2 separate regions of the Homo sapiens genome follow, and region 1 is linked to region 2. Evidence: read pairs that join two places in POLR2A ChIA-PET (ENCODE). Cell type or tissue: HepG2. All regions are shown on one strand.

The links. ChIA-PET counts read pairs that join two places held together with the same protein. Peaks named below come from ENCODE experiments on the same cell type or tissue, not always from the same donor. Only the 100,000 strongest peaks of a DNase experiment are listed, where the experiment ranks them.
Region 1: POLR2A ChIA-PET joins it to region 2 with 5 read pairs; 2 of 35 experiments call an interaction of 5 or more read pairs at or near these places.

Annotation. Positions count from the first base shown.
Region 1 is chr3:47,373,871-47,376,370 of GRCh38, reverse strand. No RefSeq gene overlaps it. Among named protein-coding and RNA genes, the nearest start is that of PTPN23, 5.9 kb to the left of the region's middle. In HepG2, no CTCF peak of the experiment used is centred here; no DNase peak of the experiment used is centred here.
Region 2 is chr3:47,953,591-47,956,090 of GRCh38, reverse strand. All of the region lies in intron 3 of MAP4 (microtubule associated protein 4), which reads left to right. Among named protein-coding and RNA genes, the nearest start is that of MAP4, 62 kb to the left of the region's middle. In HepG2, no CTCF peak of the experiment used is centred here; a DNase peak (open chromatin) is centred at 1,280.

The DNA.
Region 1 (2,500 bases), 580 kb after region 2:
GTTCAAGATCAGCTTTGCCAACATGGTGAAACTCCATCTCTACTAAAAAATACAAACATTAGCCAGGCATGGTGGCGGGCACCTGTAATCCCAGCTACTTGGGAGGCTGAGGCAGGGGAATCGCTTGTACCCGGGAGGCAGAGGTTGCAGTGAGCTGAGATCATGCCACTGCACTCCAGACTGGGGACAGAGCGAGACTCTGTCTCAAAAAAAAAAAAAAAAAAAAAAAAAAAAGAGTCTGGGCTGGGCATGAGTCTCATCTCTCTCAGTTCTTTTATTCAACAAATATTTATTCAACACCCACAGTGTCCTAGACATTTGTTCTAGGTGCTGTTGATCAAAACAGGTAAAGAGCTCTGCCCACATGAGGTCCCATTTTAGGGAGGGACATAGACATTAACACAATAAAGAATAGACAGTATGTTAGATGGCAACAACTGTTGTGGTTGGAAGAAAATCAAACGGAGAGGAAGGTGGGAGTATAGGTAGGGGACAATGCAATTTTATATTGGGTGGTCAGGGGAGGCTTCACTGAGAAGATACTATTTGAGCGGAGATCTGAACGAAGTGAAGGAGCAAGACAGGGCATAACTAGGGGAAGTATGTTTCAGAAAGGGGGAACAGCAAATGCAAAGTTCTTGAACCAGGACTGTGTCTGGCATACCTGAAGAACAGCAGGGAGGCCAGAGTGTCTGCGGTCGAGTGAGTGTGTAGAATAGAGGAGATGGAGTCACAGAGGCAATGAGGAGGGGTGAGGTGAGGGGTTGCAGATGGAGTGGGGTGGTTGCAGATGGAGTTGGGTCTCGAAGACCATGATGAGGACGTGGGTTTTCTTTGGACAAGCTGGGGAACCATGGGGAGGGTTTGAATAGACCTAGGGATATGATCTGGCCTAAGTTTGTTTAAGGGTTACATAGACTGAGTAGGGGATTAGAGGAAGAGCCCTACCAAGGATTCCTAAGACAACACTCTGGGCTCTGTAGAGGGGAGAGTGGAGACAGGAGGACTGTGTCACTCAGATCTAGCTTTCAGGGTCGTCATAGTCAGATCTTGGTCTGGACACACGCAAGAGACATGAAGGAGACTTTTGAAAGGAACATACCCTTGTGGTTTGCGGTATTCAGGCCAGTCAAGGGGGCCAGATCACCCCCACAGAATGGGGTGGGGATAGTGTGAAACCAGAGGGGACAGAGAGCCTAATGGGGCTAGTGAGGAGGGAAGGTTTCCTGGAACCTGGAAGAGGAGATGTGATCCATAGGCTCAGTGCAATTCCTGCCAAACTCCCAAGTTTTTTTGTGAGAAAGTTGGCATACTGTTTTTCAAATTTATATGGAAAAGCAAAGACCGCAGAAGAGCCTAGACAATCTATCTCTCTTTTTTTTTTTATTTTTTTGAGAGACAAGGTCTTGGTCTGTTGCCCAGGCTGGAGTGCAGTGGCATGATCCTAGCTCACTGCAGCCTGAAACTCCTAGGCTGAAGTACTCCACTGGTCTCAGCCTCCTAAGTAGCTAGGACTACAGGTGTGTGCCACCATGCCTGGCTAATTTTTAAATTTTTTATGGAGAAGGGTCTTGCTATGTTGCCCAGGCTGTTCTCAAACTCTGGCCTTCAGTAATCCTCCTGCCTTAGCTTCCCAAAGTACTGGGATTATAGACATGAGCTACTGTGCCCAGCCACTAGACAGTCTTGAAGAGAAACAAAATGAGCAGACTTGTTTTACCAGATATCTAGGCCTGCTAGAAAGCTGAGTAATTGGGACAGTGTGGGTGTTTGTTCAGGAATGCAACATTAGACCCTCAGAACTGAACAGAAAACCCAGAAATAGACCCAAGGCATCCACATCTACTTAATGGACTCAGAGGTAGTATTGCAGGCCAGTGAGGAAGGATGGCTACTGAATAAATGATGCAGGCTAACTGGTCATCCATATGAAAAAAACAAAAAACAAAAAAACAAATTGGAGTCTGTTACAGGTTGAATTGTTCCCCTTAAAAGATATATTGAAGCCTTGGCATCCCCCACCAGTATCTGTGAATATGGCCTTATTTGGAAATAAGGTCTTTGTAGATATAATCAAATTAAGGTGAGGTCATACTGGATTAAGTAGGTTCTAATCAGGCCAAGCACAGTGGGGCTCACGCCTGTAATCCCAGCACTTTGGGAGGCCAAGGTGGGTGGATCACAAGGTCAGGAGTTCAAGACCAGCCTGGCCAAGATGGTGAAACCCCGTCTCTACTAAAAATACAAAAACTAGCCGGGCATGGTCGCAGGCGCCTGTAATCCCAGCTACTTGGGAGGCTGAGGCAGGAGAATCACTTGAACACGGGAGACAGAGGTTGCACTGAGCTGAGATTGTGCCACTGCACTCCAGCCTAGGCTACAAGAGAGACTCCGTCACAAAACAAACAAACAACCAAAAGCCAACTAATAGATGTATGAGGTATGAGGAAGGATAAAATTAGAAAATCACTATTTGGCAGCCATATTAATAATTCGACAA
Region 2 (2,500 bases):
AGCTCAGGACACGTGGTTGCATTATGTCCCATGGTTAGGCATTTGGTCTCTGCCAAGACCCAATAGCAAGCCTGAAACTATTTTTTGAAAGGTGAATAATTTTCTGCAAAAGAGGGCATAGATTTTCTCAAAATTCTAGAAGTCTGGGCAGTGATTCTCTTATTCTTGCTTGCTAAAGGCTCCATTCAGCATCCCTATTTGCCATGGACACTTCAAGTATCATTGGATCTGCCAGATCATAAGGCCCAAATGGCAGAGCAGCTTGAACCACAGCTTGAACTTGCTATAGAATCTTTTCTTGCTCTGAAACCCACTCTAAACTGTCAACCTTGTAGGTAACTTTGTAGCTGGGTTGAAGCCTACCAAACATTGTACCCTCTTTTTCATTGTTGGTGATGTTAATTAGAGCAACTTAATCACCTTGGAAGGGAAATTTTGACATGTTTTGAGCAATTGAATCCTGACATTTCATTGCTGCAGTGGGTCTCTGAATTTTTGTAGGGTTTATCTCGCATCAACTACTTTGTATATGTCTTACTAAAGCATCTAACGTATTTGCTACTTGCTATTTATCAGACCCAATTAGCATAATGTCAGTATAGTTGACTAGTGTGTGTGTGTGTGTGTGTGTGTGTGTGTGTGTGTGTGTGTGTGTACGTGCTTATTTATTTATTTTTTTGGAATGTCACGCGATCAAGATCTCTGTGGGCTACATTATGGTAGGAGAATGGCATAGCCCTGAGGCTAGATTCATAGGCACGTAAAAGGCAGGTAAAAGCAATGTGCTTCTGGTGGTTCTTGCAGATTTGTATGAAGAAAAAGGCATTATTCAGGTTAATAGCAGTATACCAAGTGCCGTGACCCATGTTGATTTGCTCCAGTAAAGATGCTATATCTGGGGCATCAGCTGCAATTGGAATCATCACCAGATTAAGTTTATGATAGTCCACGAGTTTATGATAGTCACTAAGATCCATCTGACTTCTGCACAGGACAAACTGGCGAGTTAAATCAAGATATAATAGGTATCACTACCCTGTTTCTTTCAAGTCTTTTGATGGTGACATTAAGCTCTTTAATTCTTGAGATGTGGTATTGCTTCTGGCTTAATATCTTAGTAGGGAGGGTAAGTTCTAGGGGCTTCCATTTAGCCCTTACTATTAAAATGACTCTTATCAGTTGGGTCAGAAAGCCAATATGGGAGCTCTGCCAATAGTCAAGTATGTCTGTTCCAAGTATTTATTCAGGAACTGAGGAGATAACAACAAAGTAGGCCCATTGTACTATGGGGTCCACTGTGAGGTGGACTTGAGCTAAGCATTTCATCTATTACCTGACCACTGTCAGCACTCACTTTGACTGATAGGCCACAGTAGCATTTTGAGTCCCCAGGAATTAGTAATCCCTGAAAGGTCTGGGTATTTCCTTTTCTCTAATCCGTAGTCACTCTAGTAAATGGCCTTTGGGGAAGCTTGGATGAGGATTTACAGTATGTACTTGTACTTGTGGGAACACTACAGGTTTTTCCTCAGGGGACCTGGGCTTGTTAATTGACTTGGGTCTAGAAATTAGATGAGAGGTCAAAACTTTTCTAGTCAGGTTTTTACTACCAGAGCTGGAGTTTTTTTCAGTTGTACAGATGAATCTGTTTTGGTAGGCTGCTTGTGGAATACTGTGTGATCAATTACTGCCAAAGATCCTGGTGGGCCAAGGTGTTCTGATTACCAGTACAACTTTACTGTATTTATAGTAGATTTCCCACCTTGTCTTTGGTGATTACATGCTGCTACTTGGCCTCTGTTATTTTAGGATCCCGTTACCCCTTTAAATCAGGGAACCCACTTAGTGGTGGCATTTCCCATGGCCATACCTAGGGGTTGTGACAGAGACCTTAGGGACTGTAAAACCTAAAATGTTTATCTGTGGCCCTTTATAAATAAAGTTTGCCAACCCATGTCTAGGGGAACAGGGACACACTGCAAAGGGGAGCAACCACAGAGCTTTTCAAGGATGAAGGTGATCCCCTCACTAATGCATTTCTTTTTTTGTTGTTGTTTGTTTTTTTTTTTGTTTTTTTGAGACAGAGTCTCACTCTGTCACCCAGGCTGGAGTACAGTGGCACGATCTTGGCTAACTGCAACCTCTGCCTCCTGGGTTCAAGCAATTCTCATGCCTCAGCCTCCCAAGTAGCTGGGATTACAGTTGTGCACCACCACACCTGGCTAATTTTTGTATTTTTAGTACAGTCGGGGTTTCACCATGTTGGCCAGGCTGGTCTTGAACTCCTGGCCTCAAGTGATCCACCTGGCTCGGCCTCCCAAAGTACTGGGATTACAGGTGTGAACCACCATGCCCACCTCACTAATGGATTTCTCAATGCCTGAGTGAAAGGATTATCTTCCGAGCTTTTTTTTGCAACATAGGTTACACATGAAAAATCCATTCCAACATTTCTATCTCCCTAAGTTTTTGAATTGCCTCTTCTACATCTTGCTAGGGA